2 separate regions of the Homo sapiens genome follow, and region 1 is linked to region 2. A link is a loop called in an ENCODE intact Hi-C map of the cell type or tissue named here. Cell type or tissue: CD4-positive, alpha-beta T cell. All regions are shown on one strand. Links, peaks and the distances in the headings refer to the core of each region. The heading gives the core; the rest is flanking DNA. Region 1 has its middle 8.4 kb from the start of FAM187B. Region 2 holds the start of LOC124904703 (a long non-coding RNA gene).

Evidence for each region. Peaks named below come from ENCODE experiments on the same cell type or tissue, not always from the same donor. Only the 100,000 strongest peaks of a DNase experiment are listed, where the experiment ranks them.
Region 1: a loop joins it to region 2, with 7 times the contacts of the local background. A loop is called at or near these places in 6 of 110 quality-filtered maps.

The regions. Positions count from the first base shown.
Region 1 is chr19:35,229,089-35,245,277 of GRCh38, reverse strand. It overlaps the pseudogene FAM187B2P. Among named protein-coding and RNA genes, the nearest start is that of FAM187B, 8.4 kb to the right of the region's middle. In CD4-positive, alpha-beta T cell, for the core only: a CTCF peak has its summit at 8,545 (motif pointing left); a DNase peak (open chromatin) is centred at 8,547; H3K27ac peaks cover 219 bases.
Region 2 is chr19:35,486,045-35,502,233 of GRCh38, reverse strand. DMKN (dermokine) reads left to right here. Exons shown (of 16, transcript NM_033317.5): 11 at 51-98; 12 at 1,654-1,701; 13 at 2,205-2,276; 14 at 3,337-3,360; 15 at 3,471-3,518; 16 at 4,696-5,014. The coding sequence ends at 3,518. LOC124904703 (a long non-coding RNA gene) reads left to right here and starts at 5,786. Exons shown (of 2, transcript XR_007067242.1): 1 at 5,786-6,843; 2 at 7,044-7,642. It overlaps KRTDAP (keratinocyte differentiation associated protein), which reads left to right and starts at 11,770. Exons shown (of 6, transcript NM_207392.3): 1 at 11,770-11,878; 2 at 13,394-13,432; 3 at 13,531-13,572; 4 at 13,749-13,793; 5 at 14,475-14,522; 6 at 14,768-14,910. The coding sequence starts at 11,792. The coding sequence ends at 14,806. RefSeq lists enhancers at 1,116-1,615, 1,616-2,117, 6,442-7,388. In CD4-positive, alpha-beta T cell, for the core only: a CTCF peak has its summit at 6,697 (motif pointing left); a DNase peak (open chromatin) is centred at 6,713; H3K27me3 peaks cover 190 bases.

The DNA.
Region 1 (16,189 bases), core at 5,152-13,151, 260 kb after region 2:
ATCGTGTTAGCCAGGATGGTCTCGATCTCCTGACCTCGTGATCCGCCCGCCTCGGCCTTCCAAAGTGCTGGGATTACAGGCTTGAGCCACCGTGCCAGGCCTTATTTTAGCAATCTTTTGTCATTTTCAGTGTACAAGTCTTTCACCTCATTGGTTAGATTTATTCCTAAGTATTTAATTGTTTTAGATGCTGTTGTAAATGAAATTGTTTTCTCAATTTCCTCTTCGGATTGTTCAGTGCTGGTGCATAGAAACATGACTGATTTTTGTGTGTTGATCTGGTACCCTGCAACTTGTTTATTAACTGTAGTAGCTGTCTTGTGAATTCTTTTGGATTTTCTATACATAGATCGTGTCATCTGTGAATAGAGATAGTTTTACTGCTTTCTTTCCAATCTGAATGACTTTTATTTCCTTTTTCTGTCTGATAGCTCTGGGTGGAACTTCCAATACAGTGTTCAATAGCCATGGTGAAAATGGCCATCTTTGTCTTACTCCTGATCTTAGGGGGAAAGCTTTCAATCTTTCACCATTGAGTATGATGATAGCTGTGAGTTTTTCATAAATACCCTTTATCACATTGAGGAATTTTCCCTGTATGATTAGTTTTCTGTTTTTTTTTTTTTAATCATGAAGGTGTGTTGAATTTTGTCAAATACCTTTTCTGTATTAATTCAGATGATCATGTGTGTGTTTTTTACCTTCATTCTAATAATGTGATGTATTACATTGATTAATTTTCTTATGTTGAACCACCCTTGCATTCCTGCATAAATCATACTTGGATATTTGAGTAATCCTTTTAATATGCTAATGAACTTGATTTGCTAATTTTTTTGAGGATTTTTGTATCTATATTCATATGGGATATTAGTCTGTAATTTTCTTTTCTAGTGATTTCTTTATTTGGCTTTGGTATTATGGTAATACTGGCTGCACAGAATGAGTTAGAAAGTGTTTCCTTCTCTTCAATTTTTTGGAAGTTTGAAAATTATTTGTGTGAATTCTTCTTTAAATGTTTGGTTGAACTAACTCATGAAGCCATCTGGTTTAAGATTTTTCTTTGCTAGGTGGTTTAAAATTAGTGGTATTGCCACTTTCATTTCTGATTTTAGTTATTTGCGTCTTCTCTCTTTGGTGCTTCATCAGTCTCACCAAAGGTTTGCCAATTTTGTTAATCTTTTCAAAAAACCAACTTTTGGTTTTACAGATTTTTTTGTCTATTCTCTTTCTCTATTTTATGAGTTTCTGCTCTAGTCTCTATTATTTCCTTTCTTCTGCTGGCTTTGGGTTTTGTTTGCTCTACTTTTTCTAGTTCCATAAGATGTAAGTCAGGTTATTAATTTGAGATAGTTATTCTTTTTACATGGGCATTAATAGCTATTAATTTCCCTCTGAGCACTGTTTTTGGGGCATCTCATAAGTTTGGTATATTTTGTTTTCTTTCCTACTTGTCCCTAAGTATTTTCTGATTTCCTTTGTGATTTCTTCTTTGACCTGTTGGTTGTTTAAGAGAATGTTGTTTAATTTTCACATATTTGTGAATTTTCATTTTTCCTTCTATTATTGATTTCTAACTTTATCTTGTTGTGATCAAAGAAAAGAGTTCGTTTGATAGGTATTTTAAAATCTACTGAGATTTAACTTATGCCTCAACATGTCATCTATCATAGAGAATGTCTCATGTGTACTTGGATTTTTTTTTTAATTGGGTGAGTGTTCCATATGTATCTGTTAGGTCTAGTTGGTTTTTGTGTTGTTCAAGTCCACTATATTTTTACTTACTTTCTGTCTGTGTGTTCTATCCATTATTGAAAGTGGGATTTTGAACTCTCCAACTATTATGGTAGAACTGTGTATTTCTCCTTTGAGTCTATCAATTTTTGCTTTATATTTTGAGGTCTGTTATTAGGTGCAGAAATGTTTATAACTGTTACATCTTATTGAGATATTTAACTTTTTATTAATTTGTAATGTCTGTCTTGTCTCTTGTAAATTGTTTTGATTTAAAGTCTATTTTGTCTGATATTCGCATAGCCACTCAAGCTATCTTTTGGTTACTGTTTGCATGGAATATCATTTTCCATATCTTTTGCTTTGAACATATTCGTGCCTTTGGATCTAACATGAATCCTTTATAGACAGCGTATTGTTGGGTGGTTTTTAAAAATACATTCTGGAAATCTCCATCTTGATTTAAAGAAATGACTATCAGCAAAATTACTGCCATTTTGCTACTTGTTTTCTATATACCTTATGGCTTTTTGTCCCTCATTTTCTCCATTACTGTTTATGTTTAATTTTTTTTTTGTAGCGAAATGTTTTGATTCTCTTTTCATTTCCAGTTGTGTATATTTTGTAGCTTTTTATTTTGTGGTTATAGAGGAGATTATATTATATATAAAACCTAAAATTATAATACTCCAATTTACATTTATACCAGCTTAATTTCGATAGTATATATATAAACTCTGCTCTTATATAGCTCTGTCACTCCTTTTCCTTTTTCTTTCTTTTTTTTTTTTTTTGAGATGGAGCCTTGCTCTGTCACCCAGGCTGGAGTGCAATGGTGCAATCTTGGCTCACTGCAGCCTCTGCCACCTGGGTTCAAGCAATTCTGCTGCCTCTGCCGCCCCAGTAGCTGGGATTACAGGTGTCTGCCACCATGCTCGGCTAATTTTATTTTTCTATTTTTAGTAGAGATGAGATTTCGCCATGTTGGCCAGGCTGCTCTTGAACTCCTGACCTCAGGTACCTCAAGTGATCCACCTGCCTCTGCCTCCCAAAGTGCTGGGATTACAGGCATGAGCCACCATACCTGGCCTCTGTCATTCCTTTTCTGTTGTCAGTGTCACAAATCACACCTATATACATTGTTTTCCCAATAATGAAGATTAATAATTGTTTTCATCCATTTTATTTTATATCATGTAGACAATAAAAAGTGAAATTATAAACTCAAATTATGATAACAGTAGCTTTTATAATTGCTCATGTATTTACCTTTAGCAGAGATTTTAATTTTTTTCTTCATGTCTTCAAATTACTGTCTGCACTCTTTCATTTCAACCTGAAGGACTTCGTTTAGCATTTCTAGTAGGGAAGGACTAGTGGTAATGAACTCCCTCAGCTTTTGTTTATCCAGGAATATCTGAACTTCTTCCTCATTGTTGGAGGATAGATTGGGTAGCTATAGAATTCTTGGTTGATAGGTCTTTTTTTTCTTCTTCTTCTTTTGGCATGTCAAGTGTATTAACCCACTGCCTTTGGCATCCAAGGTTTCTAATGATAAATCTGCCAATAATCTTATTGAGGATTTCTTGAATGTAACAAGTTGCTTCTCTCTTGCTGCTTTCAAGATTGTTTCTTTGGCTTTGGCTTTTTACAGTTTGATTATAATGTGTCTCAGCTTGAATCTCTGGGTTTTTCATACTTGGAGTTTATTGAGTTTTTAGATTTGTTGATTCATGTCTATCATCAAATTTGGGAAGTTTTCAATCTTATTTCTTAAAATTACAATTCTTTCTTCCTCTTTTTCTCTCTCTTCTCCTTCTGGACCTCCCATAATATGTATGTTGGTCTCCTCTGTGGTGTCCCACAGATCCTTTAGGCTCTGTTCAGCTTTCTTTAATCTTTTTTCTTCCTGTCCCTCAGACTCAATAAATTTTCCTGTCACCAAGTTTGCTGATTTTTCTTCTGCCTGCTCAAATCTGTTTTTGAGCCCCTTCAGTGAATTTTTTATTTCAGTTAATTGTATTTTTAGCTCCAGAATTTTCCTTTTGGTTCCTTTTTGCATTTTCTGTCTTTTTGCTGATATTCTTCTTTTGTTCATACATCATTTTTCTGTCTTCGTCTATGTCTCCTTTAGCTGTTTGAGCATCTTTGAGACAGTTATTTATGTCTTTGTCTAGTAAGTCTACCACCTGGGCTTCCTCAGGTATTGTTTATTTATTTTTTCTTTGAATGGGCCATACTCTCTTGTTTCTTTGTATGTATGTCTTGTGACTTTTTTGTTGAAAATGGACATTTGAATCTTACAATGTGCTAACTCTGGAAATCAGCTTTTCCCCATTCCCCAGGGTTTGCTGGTTTTTTTGTTTGTTTATTGTTATAAGATGTATCTGTGCTAGAATCAACCTAAAATGAAAGCTTATGATCATCTTAGGTCTTTTCTGAATTTGCATCTTTCCCTGAGCTTGTGCAGTGACTTTCTAAATTCCCTTGTATGCACAGTTGCTTTTGAATATCCTAATCCCTAAATGTCCACCTTCCAAAGGGAACAAAAGGGGAGAAAATCCAGTGGCTATCCCTTTATACCTTCTGGAAGCCAGTTCAGCTGGTGGGGATTAAGCCAATCATGGCCCACCCCCTGTGTCTGCACAACCATGATCAGAAGTAGTAATCCAGAGTCCCAACACAGAACTCTGATATTTGGAGGATGAGTCCATATTGCTAACCCCTAGATAATAATACTGGCTGATACTTTATAGATAACATCTCATCAAATCCACACAAGAGCACTATGTGGCCAGTACAATTAAAATCCTTTGAAAATAAGGAAACGGAGGGTCACAGAGTGAAAGCCATTTGATCAGTCTTTCATTGCTGGAAGAGACTTCACTGAAGTTCCTCATCTATGTAAGAAAGAGAAAGCAGCCTCTAACAGCTGGGAGCTGGCCTAACAGTAACAACTGGGTCTTGGTGTTGCTAGCAGCTTGTCTAGAATGCACTGTTAGGTCATGATGTTCTCCTGTTGAAGGTGAACAATGTTCACAGAACAACAACAACAAAGGCCTGTCTGTGACTCTGATGCATCTAGATAGAAACAAGACTGCTCTGTAATTATGCCTGCACAGAGACAAAACAGGAACACTGTCCAAACCACAAAATATCAAGCATCCCCTTCTCTCAGCTGATCTGAATGGCTGCTGTTTCTTTACCAATTTCAGTTTTAGCTTTGCTCCGTTCTTCTCACCTTCTAGAAAAGATAGAATTGGTTACACTCGTGGTGGGCAAAGGACATGACCAAACACTTTTCAAAAGAAAATATACATCTGGCCAAGAATCATATAAAAAAGCTCAACATCACTAATCATTAGTGAAACGCAAATCAAAACCACCATGAGATACCATCTCACATCAGTCAGAATGGCTATTATTAAAAAGTCAAAAAACAACATGCTGGCGAGGTTGCAGAGAAAAAGGAATGCTTACACACTGTTGGTGGGAGTGTTAATTAGCATGTAAGACAGTGTGGCAATTCCTCAAAGACCTAAAAACAGAACTACCATTCAACCTAACAAGCCCATTACTGGGTATACACCCAAAGAAATATAAATTGTTCTATCATAAAGACACATGCACACTTATATTCATTGCAGCACTATTCACAATAGCAAAGACATAGGATCAACCTAAATGTCCATCAATGGTAGACTGGATTAAAAAAATGTGGTACATATACACTATGGAATACTATGCAGCCATAAAAAAGAATGAAATCATGCCCTTTGCAGGAACAAGAATGGAGCTGAAGGTCATTATCCTTAGCAAACTAATGCAGAAAGAGAAAACTAAATACCGCATGTTCTCCCTTATAAGTGGAATCTAAATGATGAGAACACAAATACATAAAGGGGAACAACACACACTGGAGCCTATCAGAGGGTAGAGTGTGGGAGGAGGGAGAGGATCAGGAAAAATAGCTAAGGGGTACTAGGCTTAATACCTGGGTGATGAAATTATATGTACAACAAACCCCCATGATATAAATTTACCTCTATAAGAAACCTGCACACATACCCCTGAACTTAAAATCAAAAGTTTGAAAAAAAAGAATTGGTTACACTTTTTGATAGCACCCAACCCAAAGCAAATCCCCACTTCTTTGAATCCTTCCCACAATCATACAACACAGCCCAAATTCTGTTAGTCTTCTCTGACACCTTCCTGAGACACCACACCATTCCCCATGGTGTACATCTGCCCTCACTGCAGCAAGTCAAAAAACCTAACTTTGTTCATAGGTGCATGCCTGATTGTCTTTGGCTGATGGGTATTCACATAGCAAACCTGTTCCCACCTCAAGACCTTTGCATGTGCGGTGTGCTTAGTTCAGACCTTGCTTTCTCTGGATTTTTTTTTTTTTTTTTTTTTTTTTTTGAGACAGAGTCTCACTCTGTCACCCAGGCTAGAATGCAGTGGCACAATCTCAGCTCACTACAACCTCCACCTCCCAGGTTGAAGCAATTCTCCTGTCTCAGCCTTCTGAGTAGCTGGGATTATAGGCGTGCACCACCACACCTGGATAATTTTTGTATCTTTAGTAGAGATGGGGTTTCACCATGTTGGCCAGGCTGGTCTTGAACTCATGATCTCAGGTGCTCCACTTGCCTCAGCCTCCCAAAGTGCTGGGATCACAGGCATGAGCCGCTGTGTGAATCTTCATAACCATCTTATATAGGTCTGCTCAAATGTCACTTCTTCAGAGAAGCCTTCTCTTCTCACCTACCTCTCTCCCCACAGGCTGGGCATGGTGTCCCACACCTGTAATCCCAGTACTTTGGGAGGCTGAGACAGGAGGATAGTTTGAGGCTGTAAGTTTAAGACAAGCCTCTACATGGTGTATACATTTTCTTTATCCAGTCTACCATCTCTACCAAAAATTTTAAAAATTAGCTAGGCATGGTGGCACGTCCCTGTAGTCCTAGCTACTTAGGAGGCTGAGACAGGAGAATCACTTGAACCCAGGAGTTTCAGGCTGCAGTGAGCTATGATTACACCACTGCACTCCAGCCTGGGTGACAGAATGAGACCCTGTCTCAAAACAAATGAATAAATAAAAATAAAATAGTCTCTATATTAGTTGGCTAGGGCTGCCATAACAAACACCAGAGACTGGGTGGTTTAAACAACAGAAATTTATTTCTTCGCAATTCTGTAAGCTAGAAGTCCAAAATCAAGGTGTTGGCAGGTTTGGTTTCATTCTGAGGCCTTTCTTCTTGGTGTGCAGATGGTTCCCTTTTCACTATGTCCTCACATGGTCATCCCTCTGCCTGGGTTCTAATTCCCTCATCTTTTAAGGGCACTAGTCATATTGGATTAGAACCCACTCTAACAACCCTATTTTAACTTAATTACCTCTTTAAAAGCCCTGTTTCCCAATACAGTCATATTCTGAGGTATTGGGGGTCAGTGTTTCAACATATGAACTTGTGGGGTCATAATTCATCCCCTAATAGTCTCCATCCCCAATCTCTCTTTGCGCCTTCTTTTTTTCTTCAAAGCATTTACCATGACCTGATGTTTTATTAGTCATTTATTTGTTTACCATCTGTGTATTAGTCTATTTGCTTGCTACTATGAAGAAATATCTGAGACTGGGTAATTTCTAAAGAAAAAGATGTTTAATGGACTCAGAGCTGCACATGGCTGGGGAGGCCTCATAATCATGGCAGAAGGCAAAGGAGGAGCAAAGGCGTGTCTTACATGGCGGCAGGCAAGCAACTGTGTGTAGGGGAACTGCCCTTTATAAAACCATCAGATCTCACCAGGCATGGTGGCTCATGCCTGTAATCCCAGCACTTTGGGAGGCCGAGGCAGGTGGATCATTTGAGGTCAGGAGCTCAAGACCAGCCTGGCCAACATGGTGAAACCCCCTCTCTACTAAAAATATGAAAATTAGCTGGGCATGGTGGTGCACATCTGTAATTCCAGCTACTCAGGAGGCTGAGGCACAAGAATCGCTTGAACCAGGGAGGCAGAGGTTGCTGTCAGCTGAGATCGTGCCACTGCACTTCAGCCTGGGCAGCAGCAGAGTGAGACTCTCCCTCAAAAAAAAAAAAAAAAAAAAAAGAAAGAAAGAAAGAAAGAAAAAAACCATCAGATCTTGTGAGACTTATTCACTATCATGAGAATAGCATGGGAAAAACCTGCTCTCATGATTCAATTACCTCCCATCGGGTCCTTCCCATGACACGTGGGGATTATGAGAGCTACAATATGAGATGAGGTTTGGGTGGGGACACAGCCAAACCATATCACTGACCAAAGCATTCAATTGCCAGTTCATGATTTGCTATACTCCCTTATCCTGCCATAGCAACTAATGATGTTGCAGATGGTACCACCTCTGTTAGCCACAGTATCTGAAGGGACTTTGTGGAGTATAGCTCTCCCCAGCCAAATTTGGACATGTCGCATGAAAAAAAATTTTATTAAGCCACTAAGATTTTAGAATCCTTTGTTACATAGCATAACTTAACCTATCCTGACTAATACATCCCCACTAGGATGTAAGCTCCAAGAGGTCAGGGACTTAGCCTGGATCCTTGGTGTCTGGTGCAAGGTGGATGAGTGATATGGTTTGGTTTTGTGTCCCCGCCCAAGTCTCATCTTGAATTGTAATCCCCACAGGTCAAGGGAGGGACCCAGTGGAAGGTAATTGGATTATGGGAGTGGTTTCTCCCGTGCAGTGAGGGAGTTCTCATGAGATCTGATGCTTTAAAAGTAGCTGGCAGTTCCCTAATTGCTGTCTCTTTGCTGCCACCTTGTGAAGGTGCCTGCTTCCCTTTCGCCTTGCACCATGATTGGAAGTTTCCTGAGGCCTCCCCAGCCATGCAGAACTGTGAGTCAATTAATCTTCTTTTCCTTATAAATTTACCAGTCTCCAGTAGTTCTGGCCGGGTGCTGTGGCTCACATCTGTATTCCCAGCACTTTGGGAGGCCGAGGCGGGCAGATCACTTGAGGTCAGGAGTTCAAGACCAGCCTGGTCAACATGGTGAAACCCCGTCTCTACTAAAAATACAAAAATCAGCTGGGCATGGTGGTACATGCCTGTAATCCCACCTACTTGGGAGGCTGAGGGAAGAGAATTGCTTGAACCTGGGAGGCAAAGGCTGTAGTGAACCAAGATTGCACCACCGCACTCCAGCCTGGGGGCTAGAGAGTGAGACTCTGTCTCAAAAAAAAAAAAAAAGGAAAGTCTCAGCAACTTGCCTGGGGTCATGTGGCTCACACAGTGCCTGGCACAATTCTGGTACAACTAATATTTTCCCATCAGTCAATGCTGTGGAAGACATGGTTGGCTACACCAAATCAGCATTCTTTTCTACAACTCCCCTGCATACAAAACCCTGATTTTGTCTGGGTCTTCAGTGGCTTCTGCTAAGAAAAAGCTGACCTTACCCAATCCTAGGCAACAAATTCTAATTGGTTTAAGCCAACGATGTAAGCTTCATTTATTTTCAGAGATTGGTTTAGACCTGGGCATGGGCCCCAATCCTGGCCAGTAGAACTTTAGGGGAGAGCTGATGTGAGGATTTTGGAAATGGTTTTAACTCTGTGATATAAAGGAGAACACCAGAGGAAAAATCCCTTGTAATAGACATTAGCCATGGAAATCATTACTGCCATTTGCCAAAAGATTCCTGGAAATAGTAGAGTTCCATTTTTTTTTTTTTTTTTTTGAGATGGAGTCTTGCTCTGTCGCCCAGGCTGGAGTGCAGTGGCGCGATCTCGGCTCACTGCAAGCTCCGCCTCCCAGGTTCACGCCATTCTGCTGCCTCAGCCTCCCCAGCAGCTGGGACTACAGGTGCACACCGCCACGCCCGGCGAATTTTTTTGTATCTTTAATAGAGATGGGGTTTCACGGTGTTAGCCAGGATGGTCTCGATCTCCTGACCTCGTGATCCGCCGCCTCAGCCTCCCAAAGTGCTGGGATTACAGGCGTGAGGCACGGCGCCCAGCTAGAGTTCAATTTCTTTTGTTGGCTTGGTGGATTGGTGGTGCCATGTAGCTGTTTCTAGCCAATGGTTTGTGAGCAAGCGACATGACATGTGTTACTTAAGGGCAAAGCATTTAATGTAGACCCAAAATCTTACAGAGAGCTCTTTCTTTCTCCTTGGAAGAAACTGAAAATGTTTGAGATGGCAGTTGCGCCATCACCCTGGATTCCTGAGTGATTCCAATACCAATGCACAATGAGTAAAAAGTAAACCTTAGTTGTTTTATGTGGTTGAGATTTGGGGGGAATTTTTTTTTTTTTTTTTTTAGATGAAGTCTTGCTCTGTCACCCAGGCTGGAGTGCAGTGGCATGATCTCAGCTCACTGCAACATCCACCTCCCGGGTTCAAGTGATCTTCCTGCCTTAGCCTCCCAAGTAGCTGGGACTTCAGGTGCATGCCACCACACCTGGCTAATTTGTGTATTTTTAGTAAAGACAGGGTTTTGTCATTTTTTGTATTTTTAGTAGAGACAGGGTTGGCTAGGTTGGTCTCAAACTCCTGACCTCAGGTGATCTGCCCTCCTTAGCCTCCCAAAGTGCTGGGATTACAGGCGTGAGCCACCACACCTGGCTGGAAGTTTATTATAGTAGCAAATAACTTATCTAGATTGATACCAAAATAGTATCAGGAGTAGGGTGCTGAGGTAATCAAAAATAAAAAGACAGCATTGGCTTAGATACCTTTGGGACTAAGACACTTATTTGAAACCAGAAGGATGGAGGCTGTTGCCTGAGATACTCTGGAAGGCAGATAATGTATTTAATGGACTTGTAGCTTTCAAGGAAGCTGCTGGAATATAAGATGTTAGCAGTATAAGTTGGCCAAAGTTAGCTAAAAATTGAGAAGGGCTTTGAGAGATAAAGTCCAATTAGAATTCAGCTTTTGACAAGGATAAAATCAAAAGTATAAGCCTAGGTAAATAATTATTACCCATTGTTTAAAAATTCTCTGAATGAATTAAGATACTACCAGAAAACGCTTTCAGGTGGACAAATGTCTCCATGAAAGAGAGTTAAGAGATATAGCTCGCCAAGGATGGCTGATAGAGTTTAAGGTACCTGAAATGAGAAAGAGACAGAAAGAGAGAGAGGATAAGAGCATCTTTTTTTTTTTTTTTTTTAGACAGAGTCTTGTGCTGTTGCCCAGGCTGGAGTGCAGTGGTGTGATCTTGGCTCACTGCAACCTCCATCTCCCAGGTTCAAGCAATTCTCCTGCCTCAGCCTGCTATGTAGCTGGGATTACAGGAGCCCACCACCACACCTGGCTAATTTTTGTATTTTTAGGAGAGACAGGGTTTCACCATGTTGCCCAGGCTGGTCTCGAACTCCTGGCTTCAAGCAATCCTCCCACCTTGGCCTCCCAAAGTGCTGAGATTACAGGCGTGAGCCACCGAGCCCAGCCTGAGAACATCTCGAACAGAACTACGGCTATGTGTGTGTTTTTGTTTGTTTGTTTGTTTGTTTGTTTACATATTTAGTTGACTAGAGGCTTATAAGAACCGTAGGTCCCAAACTGTGGGAGATAGAAAGCAGGCTGAGTAAACTGCTGTTGTCTCAAGGAGGGCACATCTTCAGATGTAGCCAAGGAGAATATGAGAAAAGGAGATATTTCCCTGGAGAGTGAGACATGACCCACAGAGAACAATGATTTGGGAATCCCCCTACCCTCCCCACACACAACAAGGAGCTGCTTCGGTGCTAGTTAAGGAATCTTTCCCATCTACAAGATAGGGGGTCCTTGTAATGTTTTCCCACTGGATTGCAGAAGTGGTACAGAGCAGTGATTTCTGTGTGTCTTCCCTTTCTCTCTCTCTCTTTCTTTTCTTTTTCTCTCTCTCTCTTTCTTTCTTCTTTCTCTTTTTTTTTTTTTGAGACAGAGTCTTTCTCTGTTGTCCAGGCTGGAGTGCAGTGGTGGATCTCAGCTCACTGCAACCTCTGCCTCCCGGGTTCAAGAGATTCTCCTGCCTCAGCCTCTCAAGCAGCTGGGAATACAGGCATGCACCACCACACCTGGCTAATTTTTGTATTTTTAATAGAGACGGGGTTAGACGGGGTTTCACCATGTTGGTCAGGCTGGTCTTGAACTCCTGGCCTCAGGTGATCCACCGGCCTCAGCCTCCCAAAGTGTGCTGGGATTACAGGTGTGAGCCACTGGGCCCTGCCTCTTCTTCCACTTTCTGATGGTCATAAAGTCATTTTGTCCCATTCCATCATTATATATTGGGTATGTGGAGGGCCAATAATTTGCCTTTGTAGTTCGTTTGTTCTGATTTAAGCTCACCCATTTTGTTTCCTGCCTAGCTCATGTGGATATTTGACCTTCGACCCTACAACCTATGACAAGCCATTTGATGACACGAACTGAATTGTACTCCTGGAAGCACAGTGGATCAAGTTTCATTCCATTGCCTAGGCTGATCCTCGAGTTTTGTGAGTGACTTCACAATGGCCAGGGAGTTCCTAGCCTCCTTCTACAGCCTTGGTCCACTATGCTGGACACCCTGTGGCTGCTTAGCCTTTCTTGCCCCACTCTGTGAGCCTAGATGTTAATCAGCTGTGCCTACAAGGACCTTTGCCAGCGAGCCCTACTCTCAGGCAGTGATGCTGTCCTGAAGTGTGACCATCCCATGGCACTCTGGTACTTCTCTTCCATTCTTGGGGAAGATCCTTCTCTGCTTAATTCAATGCCTGACATAAGGAAACTGCCTGGGGGTAGCCTTCAATTGACCAACCCTCAGCCCTCCCAGACTGGCCTCTATCGCTGCCAGGGCAATGATGATACCCTCATGGTACAATACGAGATCGACTTCCAGGTTGTCACCACCCTTCATGTTACGCACAAGAGCCTGGACCAAAAGTCCCTGCAGAATGAGACCCTGATCCTGGATGGCAAGGTACTCATCTTTACCCACTGGGACCCCCGGCAGGACTGTAACCGCTGTGGGGAACTGGGTGAGTGCAGACGCCTGGGGTACTGCTACATTGAGGAGCCCGTGGAAAAACCTATGCCCTGCCAGCTGTATCTGAGAGATGAGAAGATGCAATTCAGCCGCATGCGGCCCGAACTGCAGGTGGAAGCCTGCCACGTACCCTGCAACCCCGTCAAGGAAATTCACTAGCCATACCTCATCTTTGATTTTTACCAGCCTGGCAAGTGGATGAACAACAGGTGGCTCACCTGCCCCTTGGCCTCCATCTACAGGTGACAGGACCAGGGCCGTAGCCCTGCCCTTGACCCTCACCCAGACTTTGTTTTCTGTGTTCACCTGGGCTCATGGGTTACCTTCCAACAGAAAACCGGGCTCCGTCTCCCAGCCCATAAGCCTTCATGTTGGTTCTGCTAAGGAAAAGGTCTCCTCACTGGCTTGCTGAGATGCGCATGCAGGAAGAATTCCCTGGTGTTTCCTCTGAGTGTGCCCTGGGCAGGTGATGTTAGGGACACAGCAATGACCTAGTTCTTGTCTGCACAGGCTTCTGATATTCAGGGGGAGGCCAAATGTAGAATCTAGAGACCGAGCTACTCAGGCCCATGGGCTCATGACAATGTAGACACTGATGTTTCTGTCTCCTGATTGGACCCTGGATACAATTTATCTATCCATCCTTGTCCCAATGCCACAGTGTCTTTGGTTTTCTTTTTTTTTTTTCCTTTTATTTGTTTATTTATTTTTGAGATGGAGTCTCCCTCTGTTGCCCAGGCTGAAGTGCAATGGCGCAATCTCAGCTTACTGCAACCTCCATCTCCCAAATTCAAGCGATTCTCCTGCCTCAGCCTCCCAAGTAGCTGGGATTGCAGGCATCCGCAACCATGCCCGGCTAATTCTTATATTTTTAGTAGAGAAGGGGTTGGCCAGGCTGGTTTTGAACCCCTGACCTCAAGTGATTCTGCCCTCCTTGGCCTCCCAAGTGCTGAGATTACAGGCACAAGCCACTGCACCCAGCCCACAGTGTCTTTTTATACCTTTCAATAAGTCACAATATGTGGTAGTGTTTCCCAACTTTGTTCTTCAAGATTGTCTTGGTTATTCTTGGCCCATTATATACAAATTTTGGAATCGGTTTGTAGTTTCCACCCCAAAACTCTTATTTTTTTTTAATTGGGACTTTATTGAATCTAAAGATAAATTTGGGGTAAATCAATATATATTCAATATTTAGTCTTCCAATCCGTGAATGTGGCAAATACTTCCATTGTTTAGTCTTTCTTTAATTTCTCCCAATAATGTGAAGTTATTAATGTAGAGGACTCACATATCTTTTATTATATTTATTCCTAGGTATTTAATTTTTTCATACTATCCTATAGTAATCTTTTAAGTTTCATCTTTTAATTCTTTGTTGCTGGTATATAAATCATATTTAATATATGACCTTATATCTAATTTTTTGCTTGTATCTTACCTCCAGTAAAATGCTGAATGGAAAAGTTGATGGCAGAAATACTTGTGTTATTCTTAGTATTTTACTATGAAGTATAATTTAGCCCTAGGTGTTTTTGTTTGTTTGTTTGTTTTTTGTTTTTTTTTTGAGACAGGGTCTCACTCTGTTGCCCAGGCTGGAGTGCAATGGCGCAATCTCAGTTCACTGCAACCTTCGCCTCCTGGGTTCAAATGATTCTCCTGCCTCAGCCTCCCAAGTAGCTGGGACTACAGGCACCCACCATCACACCCGGCTAATTTTTGTATTTTTAGTAGAGATAGGGTTTCGCCATGTTACCCTAACTGGTCTCGAACTCCTGACTTCAGGTGATCCACCCGCCTCGGCCTTCCAAAGTGCTGGGATTACAGGTGTGAGCCACTGTACCCGGCCTGTCCTAGGTTTTTAATAGAAACACTTTATCTTCTTAGAAAATTTCCTTTTGTTCCTAGTTTGCCAAAAGTTTTGAGCCATAAATGAATGTTGAGTTTTATCAGATGCATTCTCTGTATCTACTGAGATAATAATATGGTTTTTCTCCTTTATTCTGTTAATGTGGTGAATTACATTAATTGATGTGCAAATATAACCCAAATTTGCCGTCCTGAAATAACCCAATTTGGTCTTTATATTTATCCTTGTGTAAAGAAAATCACTGGAATCAATTTGCAATATTTTCTTTGGGATAGTGTGTCTGTGTTGACAAAAGAGATTGACCTGAGGTTTTTCTTTGTTGTAATGTCCTTATAAGGTTTTGAGATAAGGTGATGCAAGTCTCATAGAAATCTTCCATCTTTTTCTATGTTGGGAAAAGTCTGGAAGATCATTTAATTTATTTATTTATTTATTTATTTATTTGAGGCAGTGTCTCTGTCACCCAGGCTGGAGTGCAGTGGCGCAATCTGCACTCACTGCAACCTCTGCCTCCTGGGTTCAAGCTATTCTTCTGCCTCGGCCACCTGAGTAGCTGGGATTACAGATGCCCGACACCATGCCTGGCTAATTTTTTGTATTTTTAGTAGAGATGGGGCTTCACCGTGTTGGCCAGGCTGGCCTCGAATTCCTGACCTCAAGTGATTCTCCCATCTTGGCCACCCAAAGTGCTGGCAAGTGCTGGCATTACAGGTGTGAGCCACCGCCTGAGAAGGTGTTTAGAAAAGGGGATGGAAGGAAAGGGAGCAACTGAGAAAAATATTTGTTGAAGATGTATTGAGTCATGCAGATGGCTGAGGGAAGAGACGGGGACCAGCATGTGCAATGGTTCTGGGGCAAGAGCCCCTCTGCCTGCCTGACAGATTCAGGGAACAGCGGGAGGCCAGCGTGGTTGGAGGGTAGGGAGTAGGGGGAAAGGTGCAGGAGGTCAGAACAGTAACCAGAGATAAATTTTTTTAAATTTTTATTATTTTTTTTGAGATGGAGTTTCACGCTTGTCACCCAGGCTGGAGTGCAGCGGTGCGATCTCGGCTCACTGCAACCTCCGTCTCCCAGGTTCAAGTGATTCTCCTGCCTCAGCCTCCTGAGTAGCTGGGATTACAGATGCCCGCCACCACACCCAGCTATTTAGTAGAGACGGGGTTTCACCACGTTGGCCAGGCTGGTCTTGAACTCCTGACCTCAGGTGATCCGCCCGCCTCAGCCTCCCAAAAGTGCTGGGATTACAGGCATGAGCCACCGAGCCCAGCCCGAGAGGATTTGTTTACTGCTTTATCCCCAGTGCTAAGAAGTGTGCCCAGAACATAGTAAGAGTTCAGGAAATATGTGTTGAGTGTTCACATGTGACACCTTCATGCTCTTATTTCATCCCTGGGAATGTAGTCTCACCCCTGGGAAAGGAAGCGGGGCAGGTAGTAGAGAAAACTCTGAATAGACAAATTAAGTTTGCTCCTTTCCCAGCAAAATGGAGGGCTTGGAATAGAAATTAAATATGGTCAGCGGGGCACAGTGGCTCACGCCTGTAATCCCAACACTTTGGGAGGCCAAGGTGGGAG
Region 2 (16,189 bases), core at 3,288-11,287:
CCCCGTGGGTTCTGCCTCCCCGGCCCACTCTGCCCTCCTTCTCCCTGCAGGATTTCAAACAGAACACTCCTTTCCTCAACTGGAAAGCAATTATTGAGGTAAGGGGGGCAGGACTTCTCAGCTCTGGGACACAGGGTTCGGGGCCCTGGGCGAGCCGCTGACCCAGGTGTCTGTCCCAGTTTCTTCCCCTCCCTTCCCACTTTCCCAGGCTTTGTGCAATCCCGAGTGGGGGCGGGGTGAGAGGGAGAAGCCGTGAGTCACTGAGGAGCAGGGTGGGAGGACCTCCCTAGCATAAAAGCCGAGGCCGAGGGCTGGGGCCTCCACAAGCACATGAACATGAAGCCGGCCACTGCCTCTGCTCTGCTCCTGCTCCTGCTGGGCCTGGCCTGGACCCAGGGGAGCCACGGCTGGGTGGGTACCGCAGGGTGCACAGGTGCGGGGAGATCGTATTGAGGGGAAGAAGGGGCCTAGGCTGCGGCATGGGGAGGACAGCTGAGGTGGAACGGGAGGGCGGTGTGCAGGGGTCAGGTCCCTGTCTAGTGGAGGCAGCTGCTGAGGGTCTGAAGACCTGGGTCAGGGAGGATGGGGAGAACCTCTGGGCGGTGCCAAAGACCACACTCCAATTCTGCATGGCCAGTAGCCTTTGAGAAACAGGACCCGTGGGCACTGAGACAAAGGCTGCCTGCTCCCGTGTCTACGTGTGCCAAGTATATGAGGCTGGACAGGTGGGGCCCTGCAAAGGGGGAGGTCGAGGCGCTCCAGCTAAGTGCAGTCATGCATGCATGTGTGAACAGGGTGGCGTGTTGTCTGATGTTTCACGAAGAACCAGGATGCTGATCTCTAACTGTAACTAATTTAATTTTTAAGTAGACCAAGCAAAAAATATCTGGAGGCCCATGGTCAACCAGTTTGTGACCTCAGGGTTAGGGCTTGCAGTGGGGTTTAGGTTCAAGGTCAGGTATGGATAAGGCAGAATTAATGCTGGAGTCAGGACTTCACTGTCACTCTGTGTGTGTGTGTGGCAGGGCGGACGGTCCAAGTGGAGAAGCCGTGATGGCAGGAACTGAACTTCTTTTCAACGCTTAGAGTTTCTCCTCTTGCGCTGGGGCTGGGGGGGGTGTCCGGTGCATCTGCAGTGTCTTAAGTTGCTTTATCTGTTTTCTTGTATTTCTCTTCTTTTGCTTCCTGTGGTCCAGAGCTAACCTAAGCACGCAGCTTCTGCAGATAACAACCCCTCCTTCAAGCACCCTGTGGGGCATGGCGTCGGTGTGCAGGGACTAAGGGCCTACGGGCATAGCAGCAGGACTTGGTGCAGGCAGAAGGTGGGCTGGGCTGCAGTGCCTGCGTCTGCCCCAGAGGAGCCTGCATGGCTGCAGCTCACTTGTTCTAGCTCAGTCTTAGGCTGGGGCTGCCAACTCTCCCACGGCATGGGTGGGGAAGGTGTTGCCAAACCTGGTTCTCTCCCTGGCTCCCAATGCTGAGTGTGGATATCTGTCTTCTATCTATCTGGGCCATCAGCTCCTCCAGGCTCACTGCCTTCTCTATAGGTAGCACGTGGAAAGGGGTGGGGTGAGGGAGAAACTGGGGCTCTGAAAGCCCGGCAATGCCCGCACGACTGCGGAGGCACGAACTGTGGCCCCTTCTTCCTTTCAGGGTGCGGACGCGTCATCACTGCAGAAACGTGCAGGCAGAGACGATCAGGTGAGTCTCTGTCCTCAAGTTACCCTGCAGGGCCCTTGGTCCCCCTTGGCCTTGCTCCCGGGTCTGGGCAATCTGAAATTCTCTTTCACTCCTCCATTCAATGGCTTTCTCAGCCGGGTGCAGGATGGCAGGAGGTGGCAGCTGTAACTTCCAAGGTGAGACATCTACCATGGACCCGCTGGGTTACGTCCTGGCACTTCTTTTCTTGGTCTCCTACCCTCACCTCCCAAGTAACACTTGAAGAGTTGGCAGAGGTCTTGAGGGCAGGAGGAGGAGTAGGAGGAGGAGGCGGCGGCCATTTGGGCTAGGACAGTAAAGGCAGGTGAGGGTGGGGGCCCTGGCTGGCTGGAGGAGATTGTATAAAAGAAAACACGTGACACAAGGAGGGGAGCAGGCAGGTGTTTTAGGAAAGGTCTGGTCCAGGCAGGAAGGTGGGATGTTTATTCCAGAGCAAAATGGCCTTCGTCCGTCTGTTCTAACCGCCATGCCCACTTCTTCCACAGAACTACAATTACAACCAGCATGCGTATCCCACTGCCTATGGTGGGAAGTACTCAGTCAAGACCCCTGCAAAGGTGAGACCGGCAACCACCCTGTCTTCCCGCTGGGGGCTCTGCATGAGGGATGGGGAGAGAGGCTTTCACTGCCGGGGTCCTCTCGGTTGGTTGCCGGAGGCCGGATCCCGCTCTCTTTGAGTCCAGGCCTCCCCACCCCTTTGCAAGGGAGACTCGGGTTCCCTGAGACAGTTTGGAAGTGGAGGGCAGGAGGGTTCAATGCGCCTCACACCCACCCAGTCAGAAAAGGTTAAAAAGGAGCAGCAGCAGCAACAGAGAAAACTGAGAACCAACACCCTCTCCAAGAAGAATATAGGCTTTAAAAAATCATGACACCTGCAAAACACGCAAGCAGCTCTTCCTCACAGGTTCCCTCTCTGTGGACCTTTTTTTGCGGGGGAAGATGGAATGGAGGGCGAGGAAAGCAGACTAGCACTTAGGGGAGGCCGGCCTGTGGATGCCTGGTTGGCGGTGAAATGAATGCTTTATTCCACAAAGGAAATGAAAAGAAAAAATACGTGAGAATTTGGTTTTATTCCGTTGCAAAGAAGGCAATCTCATAACATCAGTAAATGAATATGCTAAGTACAAATTTGGCTGACAAAGCAACAGCAGGCTGTGTATTTCCATCTCTCATGACAATAAAGTCCCCGCCCTTGGGGAGAGGACCTTCCACTGAGGGACGAGAAACTACAGGCTGGTGAGAGGAGGGACATGCAGCTTCTACTGCCTGTGGCTTCCACTCTGCTGAGTTATCTGTGGCTTCCACTCTGCCGGGTTATCTGTGGTCAGTGTCTCCCTACCTGGCAGGCCAAAGCGAGGCCTATGCTCTTTTGACCCCCTTGGTCAGTACGTGCCCAGGAACCATGTTCAATATCATCTTGGATCAAGTGCACTCAGGATGATAAACGTGCTGTGAAACCAACTCCACAGCCTGAATGTCCACAGTCAGACTGGAAAACCTTGGTGATAGCCCTGGTGTGAGCCTGCCCTTGCTGCTGGGCCCTTCATGAGCGTGGAGGCCATGGCAGAGTACAGGGAGGCCATGACCCCACATCACTTTCCTTTGATCTTTTTGCAGGGGGGAGTCTCACCTTCTTCCTCGGTGAGTATGGGGGCCTGATCTTCATCTGGCTGGAGAGAGAAGGGGCCTGAGGCCAGAGGGTATGGAAGGGACCCTGTGGTGGCCACTCAGACTTTCTCTTTTTCTGGCAGGCTTCCCGGGTGCAACCTGGCCTGCTGCAGTGGGTGAAGTTTTGGTAGGTGAGTGTCAGAGTGAGCCGACCCAGGCCACATCCTGGCAGTGGAGGCACAGTCACCCGGGGCAGGGCCAGGATCTTGGTATATCCTCAGATCTCAGTGGGCAGCGACATGAAGTCAGGTATGCTCTGGGTGCGTGCTCTAAAGGTGATAAGGAAGAGGGGACCTCATGGTGGGGTGTGGAGAAAGACCCATAATAAAGTGATCTAGGGCTGGGTGCAGTGGCTCATGCCTGTAATCTCTGTGCTTTGGGAGGCTGGGGTGGGAGGATCACTTGAGTCTGGGAGTTTGAGACCAGACTGGGCAATATAGCAAGACCCCATCTCTAAAAGAACAAAACAAAACAAACCAAAACAAAACAAACCATTCCAGCCTGGGAAACATGGCAAAACCCCGTCTACTAAAAATACAAAAAATTAGCCAGGTGAGGTGGTGCATGATTGTAATCCCAGCTACTCTGGAGGCTGAGGTGGGAGAATCACCTGAGCTTGGGAGGTTGAGGCTGCTGCGAACTGCGATTGCACCGCTGCACTCCAGCCTGGGCAATCACAGTGAGACCTTGTCTCAAAACAAACAAACAAACAAATGAAAAACCTTAGCCAGGCATGGTGACACATGCCTGTAGTTCTAGCTACTTGGAAGGCAGAGGCAGGAAGATCGCTTGAGCCCAGGAGTTCAAAACTGCAGTGAGCTATGATCACACCATTGCACTCCAAGTCTGGGCAACAGAGGGAGACCCTGTCTGGAAAGAAAGAGAGAAAGAGAGAGAGAGAGAAAGAGGGAAAGAAAGCAAGCAAGAGAGAAAGAAGAAAGAAAATGACCTAGGACCCTCGGAAAGCACCTTAGGGTGGGACCACATAGGCACAGCTCTGAGAAGATGGTGTTCTAGATGGAGCACAGGGACCGGGATAGAGATGTTACAGGGGAACTGTGGAGAAAAGAGCCTCCTGGTGGAAGGGTTCAGAGGTGGGACGCAGCGAGGCTGCATGGGCGAGAGGTGATAGCTTGGCTCGGCAGAACCACAAACTCTGTTTTAGGCGGAGCAAAAGTGAGGGGCACCACAGGCGAACAGGTAGGACAGCAAAAGAATGGTGGGTGCCCAGACGCTGGGTGAAAAGATGCCCCGTTTCCGCAGGCTTAGGAGTGGCCACGTGCTACCATTTGATTTTCTTTCTTCTAGGCAATTTCTTGCAACCACCACCGAGGCCCCGAAAAGCACTGGTCGTCAGGGAGCTCCTCCCCTTGGCCCCCAGCCTGTGCCAGCCCTGGCCCGGCTGCCACACCTCTGTTTCCTAGGCTGGGGACCCAGCTTGTCTCTCCTTGTTTCTTCCCACTGCACTGTGGTGCTTCAGTGGCCACCAGCCTCGTCACATACACCAGCATCTTTCTGTACCTCCTCCCTTTGGTGACCTGAAGTCACTGTGACAGTTCTCCAGGAAGGAGGAGCTTCCTACTTTTGAGTTTCTCTGTGGAAATAAAACATGAATCTTGTTTCCCTACGACTTTCTCAAATTTTATTCTTTAATGCTATGTTGATGGCCTGGCTCAGGGAGGATGGAAGAGTGATTCAGGGGCAGCTAATCTGCCTTCTGCCTGAAACTGGTATAAAGCACAGAGGCTGAGAGAGATGAGACCTGGGTTTTATTTCTGACAAGAAGCCTGCATTGTGCCTCAGTTTCCTCATCTGTTAAAAAAAAAAATCATTGCCCAACCTATATCTGAATACCATTCTTTTTTTAGAGACTCAATCTCACTCTGTGGCCCAGGCTAGAGTGCAGTGGCACGATGTCGGCTCACTGCAACCTCCGCCTCCTGGATTCATGCAATTCTCCTGCTTCAGCCTCCTGAGTAGCTAGGATTACACGCATGCGCCACCACACCTGGCTAATTTTTGTATCTTTAGTACAGATGGGGTTTCACCATGTTGGCCAGGGTGTTCTTGAACTCCTGACCTCAGGTGATCTACCCGCCTCAGCCTCCCAAAGTTGCTGGGATTACAGGCGGAAGCCACCATGCCCGGCTTGAATACTGTTCTTTTTTTTTTTTTCTTGAGACGGAGTCTCGCTCTGTCACCCAGGCTGGAGCGCAGTGGCGCGATCTCCGCTCACTGCAAGCTCCGCCTCCCAGGTTCACGCCATTCTCCTGCCTCAGCCTCCCGAGTAGCTGGGACTACAGGCGCCCGCCACCACGCCCGGCTAATTTTTTGTATTTTTTAGTAGAGACGGGGTTTCACCGTGTTAGCCAGGATGATCTCCATCTCCTGACCTCGTGATCCGCCCGCCTCGGCCTCCCAAAGTGCTGGGATTACAGGCGTGAGCCACTGCGACCGGCCTGAGTACTGTTCTTTTTGCACTTGAAGCAGCCACAGGTGTTTTGTTGGCCTGAAAAAGCGACAATGGAAATATTCAAGTCAGGAGCAGGGGGAAAGAGGTTGTTCAAAACGGGAGGTCAGTCCCAGAAGGTCAGGGAGAGGGCAGGAAACAGGAGCGAGGTGCTGATAGAGACTGTGCTTCTCCACATGGACAGGCTGCCGTGGGGATGGGGGCGTGGTTGGGGAGACGCGCTTAGGAAGTTGGGGGCACTGGATCTAACCCAGGGCCTTATCACGGGCACTGACTGCCCTGTGTTTCCAGGATGCAGAGGGAGGGAGGCAGAACACTTCCACCCCATCACTGTACCAATGAAACAGGAGAGGCTGCGGCGCAGGCTGAGCCAGGCTTATCCCACGCTGAAGAGCCCTTGGGACTGGGCTGGGGGTCTGCAGTAGGAGCCCCTAAGTCCCACCAAGCTGGTCCAACATGCCCGGATTAAGGATCCCCCACCCCTTTGTCCCCCTGGGATCCCTGCAGGGGACAGGAAGTAAAAGGTGGACAGGAGGCGCCCTGCCAGCCTAAGTGACTCCCTCCAGGTTTGAGTTCCCTGAGGGCATGGCCCCCATCTGCCTAGGTCACTCTCCACCCACAGGACAGGCACAGGGCCTCAAACAGTGCATGTATACGTGAAAGAAACCCGGCCCAAAACTGACTTGAGGAGACCGAGCTGACCCAGTCGGCCTGCCTGGGAGGGCCGCTCCTCTGCTTGGCCTCCCTTCTCTCCTGGGTCCTGAAATCCTGATGCTGGTTTGCACTTGTCCTCCGGAGTTCAACGCCATAGGAGGGCCTTGCAGTACCTCCTAGAGGCCACAGGGGGGAGAGCGCGGGGCCCTCCCAGGGAGGACGCTCCGTCCTCGCTGCACAGAGAGCTTCCCGGAGCGTGGGTGGGGGTGGAAACCCGTGGGGAGCTGAAGTCTCCTCAGCCCAGTCACTGAGGCACCGGGGGAGACGCGGAGGTGAGCAACACGGTTCTTGGCTCGTGAGATGTTCTTGGCCCAAAGAGCTGAAAGCGGCTCTTGAAAGCTTAGAGTGACACCCGAGGCAGGCTAAGGTCCCCTGGCATGAGGGGCCCTCCAGTGAAGGGTGGGTACCCCTTTCTCCCTTCAGGGCTCCTCCAGTGACCTCCTGAATCCCCAACTTCCATCTTATTCTTTAGATCCCGTTCTTCCACAACGCCCTAGAAGGAGCCCCTGCTCGGAACCTACCACCAGCTTCTCATTAGCCCTGGAATAAAATCCCCATTCCTCACTACGGCTCTATGCGATGGGCCTGGCCTCCCTCTCTAACGTCCCTCTGGGCCTACTGGCACAGGCCATCAGGGAACATGGGCGGCTGTTACCAAGGTCTTCAGAAAGCCAGAGCTTCATCTGCTTTTAGGACTAATTTCAAATGTCCCTCCCTGGGCCACCTTTTAAAATTTGTATTTTAATAGAGACGGGGTCTTGCCATGTTGCCCAGGCTGGTCTGGAACTCCTGGGCTTGAGTGATCCTCCTGCCTCAGCCCCCTAAAGTGCTGGGACTACAGGTGCGAGCCACCGCACTCGGCCCTCAGGCCATCGACCAAGGAAACCCTGTCAGCATCATATGGCCCCGTTTTCTTCGCAGCACCTGTCCTTCTCTGAAGTCATCTTGTTTGCGTATCTATTTTTGGTTACATTATGATGTCTCCTTCGCTAGGACATGGGATCTGTAGGGCAGGTCTTTTGTCCATCTACAGCCCCCAGTACCAAGAGCCAAATAAATATTTACAAATTAGCCAATGGAGAGAGGGATTGGAATTAAGTGGGACCAATCCAGGAAGACTTCCTGGGAGAGGTTTAAGCACCGGGCACATAGGGTGGGCGGCAAAGGAAGAAACCACACCTGCTGGTGGATGAGGCTGCTTTCTTGGTTGTGACAACACCGACGGAGGGAGGAAGGGATGGGACAGGGATGCCCTGAGTTCTGCCCCCTAATACTCCACATCCCAGTCCCCTCTCTCTCCCAGGATTCCCGGCTTCCCACCTAGTGTTCGCCAAGGCCCCGAAAACCTAGTGTCTCTCTCTTGGAATCCCCACTCCCTCCCTAGACCCAGGAGGCTGGCTGCCAGGCCCTAGGTGTGTCTCACAATGGGGCAATCCAGGCTGGGCCTCGCCTCCTACCCACACTCAAGTTCTGGCAGATTTGGGGTGGGGTGGGGGCAGGCCTGTGGGAAAACAGAGGTTTACTGGTATTCTCAGTGAGGGAGCTAGGAAGTCAAGCCGACCTGGAGATGTGATGTTGCAGAGCCAGTCTCTGCGGCTGCCTGACTCCATTAACCCTCCGTGATTCATCCAAAGCTGAGCTGCGTATCGGGCAGATTTTCCTGCAGCCCATCACCTGAACTGCTGGGACCCTCTCCCAGGGAGAACTCCCTGCCCCTCTCTTTCCCCATCTGCCCAACCCAACTCAGGGAACACAAACTACTCAGGCAGCGTAGATGGAGGAAGAGGGAGGAGTTTGGAGAGAGACACTGGCTTCTAAAGTTGGCCGCTTACAGCAAAAATCACGTCAAGATGGAACTAGCTGGGCGCCGTGGCTCACTCCTGTGATCCCAGCACTTTGGGAGGCCGAGGCAGATCACTTGAGGTCAGGAATTTGAGACGATCCTGGCCAACATGGTGAAACCCCGTCTCTGCTAAAAATACAAAAATTAGCTGGGTGTGGCGGCGCACGCCTGTCATCCCAGCTACTCGGGAGACTGAGACAGGAGAATCACTCCTCCTGGGAGGTGGAGGTTGCAGTGAGCCGAGATCATACCACTGCACTCTAGCCTGGGCAACAGAGCAAGACTCTGTCTCAAAAACAAAAAACAACAAACAAACAAAACCCCAAAAAACTACCCTCAGAAGGTGCCAGGAAGATGCCAAGTGGAAACAAATCATGAGTCCAACACAGACAGCTTTTTTTCCAGCATAGGAAGAGAATTTCTTTGGTTGAGCACACAAAGCAGTTGGCCTGTGTTTAGAGGTATGATACAAAAAGTACCTATTTTTAAACAGCAGAATGTTGAACACTAGATCCAGAAACGGAACCCTATCTGTAAACACATACTTGGTGTGGCAAGATGATTATACTACTGGAGGCATCTGGAAACGGAGGCAATCACAGGTTCATTCGGGGGCTGATGCCACTAACCTTCATTCTTCGTTTTCATTTTGTCAAGAGTGTGCAGTTTGATTCATTTAAATGAATGCACCTATGCTTGGGGCTGCCACCTCTGATGGTGCAGGCTATGCACCACAATGGACACTGTAAAGGGGACCTGTGGGGGTTCGATGCAGTCTGCCCCCCACTCTCAGGACATGGGTCTAATTCACACAGGGTGTTACATGTGCTGTAACATAGCCTGTCCAGCATAGAGAGGAGCAATATAGGTTCAGGCTCTGGAAGCCCAGCGTTCTAATGCTGGTCCTGTCACATTCTGGCTGTGTGACCTGGGGTGAGTTATTTAACCTCTATATGCTGTGGTTCCCCCGCCTATAGAATGTGAATAATTATAGTACCCACCTGTGTCAGAATCACTGGGACATTTCAATGAGATCGCGTATTTGGAGCACTTAGTACAAGGTCTGCCATATAGTAAGCCTCAGTAACTCAGCTAACATTGTTATCAATACCATCGGGTGGAGAGGAAAACATAGGGAGGGCAATTTATTGTCAAAGGAAAATCACAGATTAGACTCTAGAGCAAAACAGAAGACAGCGTTGGATTGACCGATGCTCTAGATCACCCAGGCCAAAACTGGCACTGGGTCCCCTCACCCGCCTGTCAAATCGTAGCTGGTTATACAACATCAGTTCTCTTTTGTCTGATTCTTCACTCCCTGGAGTCGACCCTATGCGGATGGAATGGTGGCTAATGAGCTTTTTCAGTCACTGTTCGTTAATTAGCAAGGATTCATTACACAGAACTTGTGTCCTCCAGAAAACCTTTTGGGAGGTGCTCCACCCACCTCAGTCATTCTCTAACTCGTCCCCTCCAGGAGCACCAACTCTGTGACATCCACTACTGTGTGGCCATCTGGGCTAAGGGAGTGTTCTCTAAGCAGTGTTCCCTCAGGTAGCTCTGCAAAGGGGAAGCTGCCATTATAAAATCAGAGGAGGCTGAAGAGGATGTCTGGGACTGGGGTGTGGGGGCAGCGTGAGGATGGAGCTGAGGTGCCCAGCTTCTGGGGTTCGTAAAGGTTGTTCATGGATGCCGTCCAGCCCTCCCACCCAGGGCCACCGCCACCGTGCATTGCATCAGGTTGTGTTGATAAGGTCTTGCTTTTCCCTGACAGCGCCGGTCCATGTCCCAGCCCCTCCCTGTTACAGCAGGAGCCGGTTTGGCCACCTGAACCTCACTGTGGAGAAGGCTGCTTGACTAGGACATTGTGTCACAGTGAGGTGATCCAACTTCCAAACTGGGGGTGGGGCAAGGTGGGTTAGGGCAATGACATGGAGTGGGCACTCCAGGTTCAGGGTACCTGGATCCCATCTCCAACTGGGCACCCTAAGAGCTGTTTTTTGTTCCCTGTTCCTTGTCATCTTAGCTCAAGACAGTCATTTCTCTGAAGACCCAAGAGTAAAAGACGGGCAGTTGGAAAATGGAAAGGTTCAGCCCCATGAAAGGAAAATGTACACTGTGGCTGAAGGATGCCTGAATACTAAGTCTAACGTATCATATCTGACCAATGCTGACTCTACCTGGGTTCTGTGTGAGCCATGGTTCTAGGGGGATGTAAAGCTGATCAAGATACAGCTCCTGACCTCAAGGAACTTGATACTCTAAAAGGGAAACAAGGCGAGAACATGACTTACTTAGATACAATGCCAGAGACATACAAACGAATGAATATGGGAATTCTGTGAAAGGAAAGGTGTGGAGAGAAGGACTGGGCATTGCAGGAAAAATCTGGGAAGCTTCATCCAAGATGAGTGTTGGGTTCTGAGAACTGGAGATGAGAGAAGGCCATGTTAGGAATAAGGAACAGCATGGCCGGATGCTTTGAAGAGGGAAAAAGAAGGATATAGTTGGTAAGGGGTCTAATTTGGCCAGAATGTGAGGTATGTACAAAGCTAGTAAAGGAAGAAGTTATAAAGGTGGGTTGAGTTCAGAGCATGGACCACCTTCAATGCCAAGCTAAAGAGTTTACATAGATTTTGGTAGGGTGGAAGAAAAGGCCTGAATGAGCATGGAGCGCAGGCTCACACCTATAGTCCTTTGGGAGGTCAAGGCAGGCGGACCCCTTGAGTCCAGGAGTTTGAGGCCAGCTTGGGCAACATGGCGAGACATTTTCATCTCTACGAGAAAATTAAAAAAAAAAAAAGCTGCAACATCTCTACAAGAAAATAAAAAAGTTAGCTAGGTGAGGTGATGCGTGCCTCTAGTCCCAGCTACTAGGGAGACTGAGGTGGGAGGATTGCTTGAGCCTGGGAGGTCAAGGCTGCAGTGAGCTGTGATCACACCACTGCACTCCAGTCTGGGCAACGAGTGAGAGCCTGTCAAAAAAAAAGAAAAGAAAAGAAAAGAAAAAGCCTGAATTCTAAGAGAGGAATGAGGGATATAACGAAAAGAGACAAAGACAAAAGGAGAGGTTGCTTGGGTACCACTGCCAATCCCTTGGAGGGACAGGTCCAACCTGTCTCTGTCCCAGCCCCATCTGCATGAAGAGACCCATTGCAGTGTTACCTTCCACGTGCCTGGGGCAGAATGCGAATTGAGAAATCCGAGGCAAATGAGGAACAGTCCATGCCTCCCCCTCCCAGAGCCCCGGGGGTGGGCGACAAGATCTGGGGGTGAGTCAGTGGGGTGGGGACCCCATTTCTGTGCTCATCTGCCTCCTTGGCAATATAAAGAGCAAGCACTGAGGCCCCGCCTCAGAGCACCCCAAACTTGACGCCATGAAGATCCCGGTCCTTCCTGCCGTGGTGCTCCTCTCCCTCCTGGTGCTCCACTCTGCCCAGGGAGCCACCCTGGGTGGTCCTGAGGTGAGCACGTCACCTGCATTTTTATTCTTATACGTGTTACCCACCTACCCCTCCATCTCTCTACCTCCTGTCCATTCCTGGATAAGTGGCTCTTAGTTTTGGATTCTGATGGGGGCTGAAGAAACTGGGGCTCTGAGGAAGGGAGGAGGGAACAGAGCATCCCTGGGGAGACATTTGGGACAGAGATGCTCCTCTTTCTGGAAGGGATGGTGAAGTGTGTTGGGGAGGCTCGTGTACTGAACCTTGGGACTGAGTGGGTGGTCTGGGTTCAGACTATCTCCACCATGGGCTCTCAAGAGTGTTCACCCATTCCGTTCCAGCTGCACACATGCCTGGGGACGTGCAGGGGAAGAGGGGGAACTGGAGAACGGCAATGTGAGGCAGAGCAGCTCCAAACCCAGGCCTGCATCCACATGGGCAGCAGGTGGAGAGGGTGAAGCAAAGCAAAAAACTAGCTAGTTCTGCCTGCAGCTGACTTAACTCAAAGAGGAGTGGGGCTGGGGTGTTCTGGAGACACCCCTGCTTAGCTCCTCTTTGCTTCATTTGTGCCCCTGGGAGTGGTGCCCAGGTGACGGGTGGCTCCCTGCTGTCTCTGGAGCATAGGCCACAGTGAGAATCTTTACCATCCAGTCCTCAGCCAGAGAGGAATCCTGATGCCTATTCCGGATTTAAAAGTCTAAGACAGGGGCACAGGCTCAGCTGCTAAGGACCAAGCCAGTGGTGTCACTGAGCTGGGGGGGCTGTCAGGGCCTGAGGTGAAATGGGGCCAACTTTCCCAGTCTGAAAGGGCAGCTTTCACCCCACCTGACGCCATGGATTGGGAAGATGTGCCTAGAGTTTTACATTTTTCAGGGGAAACTAGAAATCTGGATGAATTTATGAATTCTTACTAATTCAAAATGTCTAATTCAAACCAAAAAACAAATGACCAAATTTTTATGAGATCTAAGCATCTGGATCCAGCCTGCGGGCTCCGTGTTGGGCTCTGTCATGGGGAAGACACGATGGGACACACTGAGGCCTGGGGTGGGGTCCCCATGGAGGGGGATTATGGAACCTCCAACAGTGGTGGCAATAAATCCACAAAGCAAAGCAACCTCGATCAGTGAGAGGCAGGCGGGTCACCTCAGCAGCTGGGCTCCCACCTGCTCGCAAATCTTTCCCATCCAGCTATACGGACTGAGCGTGGGTGTCTCCAGAACACCCCACCTCTTAGACTTAAGTCAACTGCAGGACAGCACTAGCTAGCTTTTCCGGAGAGGAATGCTCGGCTCCAGGCTTTCTGCCTGCTGCCCATGGTGACACTGCTTACATGTACCATTCTCCAATTCCCCCTCCTCACCCTGCACATCCGCCAACCATGTGCGCGACTGGAACGGAGACCATGGTGGGGAATGGGTTGCGTTCTTTCGGGGACTGGGCTGTGGATGAAGGCAGAGCTGGCAGACAGGGATGTGGGCAAGGGCCCTGGCATCACGTGACCCCCTGCCGCCTTTTCTCCCTCTCCTTTTCCAGGAAGAAAGCACCATTGAGAATTATGCGTCACGACCCGAGGTAAGCCGTCTGTTTTCCCCGGCCCTCCAGCCACGAGTCTGTCCTCTCTCTCTTTTTGCTTCTTAGCAACTTTCCTAACACCCTGCGTTTCTGCCTAGGCCTTTAACACCCCGTTCCTGAACATCGACAAATTGCGATCTGTGAGTACGCTTCTCTGGTGCTACCCCCACGAATACCCTCATCACAGAGGGGATAAACGCCTTGGTAGAGAGCTTGCAAAGCTGCCACGGTTCCTTCACCTTCTCCAGAGGGCTGGGGGCTAAGCTCTGGCCTCCCCTGGAGCTGACCTGCTTCTGCTGTCTCTCTTCCTCCTCAGGCGTTTAAGGCTGATGAGTTCCTGAACTGGCACGCCCTCTTTGAGGTGAGTGCTCCGGCGCCCCTTGCCCTCCTCGGTTGTCTGCAGTCATCCCAGGGTAGTGGCCACACATTTTGGCTTTAAATGTATGGGTTGGTTCCTGATCTCTGGGAGGGAGTGACTGTCCTGCCTGGATGCTGCCCAATGGGCTGTCAACGGAAGAAAGCTTCCCCCGGCGCCAGTCCTGGCTACCCGTGTTTTCCTAAGATGGTGGTGGAGGAGCAGGGCCCCAAGGACAATTGCAGAAGAGGAAGAGGCTAATCGGTCAAGATTTTATTTGAATCCCCTCATCCTCTATGGAAAAACTGAGGCCCACCCGCACTTAGAAGGCAAAGTCAGCGACAGAGCTGGGGCCCGCGTCTCCTGACTCTGCACTGACTTCTCACATGGCCTCATGCGAACGCCTTCAGCTCCCTCGGCCTCCGCTTCCTCTGTGATGTGGGGATGATGACAATTCCCACCACAAAAGGTTGCTGTAAAAACCCACTGAAATCATGCTTGTAGAGCAGCCCGTGCAAGGCAGACACAGACTAAGGCCTCAGGAAATATTAGCTCTTGATAAAGTAATGACAAAATAATGACATTATTGTTACTATGGTTACTGTGGGAGTTCATTAAGGGAATGCTTACCCATCCATGCCCGGCTGACCTGCAACACATCACTCTCTTTCTCTTTCTTTCTTTTAGTCTATCAAAAGGAAACTTCCTTTCCTCAACTGGGATGCCTTTCCTAAGGTAAGAGGTGTGGGCATTAGGAGGGTATGGAGCTTGGGGGTAAGGGAAGAAGCAGAAGATATGGGAGAGAGAGTGGGGACAGGGAAAGGAGGATCAGCCTTCTCACCAAACTGAAGGGAGGTCTTAGCTACTACATATAGAGGAGAACGGGAACTCACACCGAGGCAGAAATTCCTTTCCATCCATGCCATCCTATACTGGGCACCCACGGGTTCCCCATCTAACCCTGACCCCTCTCCCTCTAGCTGAAAGGACTGAGGAGCGCAACTCCTGATGCCCAGTGACCATGACCTCCACTGGAAGAGGGGGCTAGCGTGAGCGCTGATTCTCAACCTACCATAACTCTTTCCTGCCTCAGGAACTCCAATAAAACATTTTCCATCCAACAGCTCCTGTATCTGCGTCTCTGTCCTCCTACTGGGCTTTACAAAGGAATTAAGATGGAATGAGCCCCAAGGCTGATAGGTAGAAATCTTGACTTCCAAGAGGAGAGTAAGTAGGGAGACAGGAGGAAATAGAAAGGACACACCAAGATGGCAAGAGACCCCCTTGTGTCTTAGCTCCTTAGTGTTGGCTGGGATCCTTGAGGAGCATGAAGCTATGACTTGCTTAGTAAGATGCTCAGGGAATCTCTAAACCAAAAGGTATCTGAGACAGGTCTCATTCTCTTAAGGGGGAGCTCCTGGACCCAGAAAACTGTCCTGTTGGTTTGAGCAATAAAGACAGCTCAAACCAGTACCAAGCAACGATAGATTTGTCAGAGGTCAGGGCCACCTCCATTCAGAGGCCATTCACGGGTTGCCAATTTGTAACCCAAAAAGTATCTGAGACAGGTCTCAATCAATTGAGAAGTTTATTTTGCCAAGGTTAAGGACAATGCCGGGGAGAAAAAAATACAGAATCAGAGGAACAGTCTGTGGTCTGTGCCTTTCTCCAAAGATGATTTTGAGAGCTTCAGTATTTAAAGGGGAAAAGCGGGGAAAGAGGGAGGGAATGGTCACATCACTGAATCCACATGTTATAAGAGAAAAGGAGCAGGTAGGGGAATAGTCCATTATATATTTGTCTCATGCTCAGTAAATCCAGCAGTTTACATAAGATATGGTGAACATAGAATAGCTATCTGTTGAGATAGTTAACCTTTTACCTGTAGCTATCTGTTTAGGAACAAAAGGAAAGGCAGCTTCTGGCATGTCTCAGCTTTCGGCTTATCTTTTTTCCTTTCGACAGAGTGAATTGGGGTCCCAAGTTTTTATTTTCCTTTCACAAATCAAACCTACTCCCTGACCTGTTGGCATTCCCCCTTACCTACCTTCTGAAAACCTGATTCCCTTTGTAGTGGCGATTTTGTGTAACAGAGCTATCTGAAATCCAAAGTTCAGGACCCAGCTTCAATCACATGAGCCCATCTGAAATCCTTTTTTTTTTTGGAATTAGGTGGGCTCTAAATAAAGAAAACTAGCAGCGTGACCTTGAGTCTTCCTAAGCCTCTGTTTCTTTATCCGTGAAATGAGTATGGAGATAAATAAGAATGATAACCACTCTGTGGTGTTGTTATGAAGGTCAAATGACATAAGTATATAAAGCCCCTTGCACACGGCCAGGCATATAGTAGATAGTGTATCTCTACTCCCCCAGTTTCAACCAGAGAGCAGCCGCAATGATCC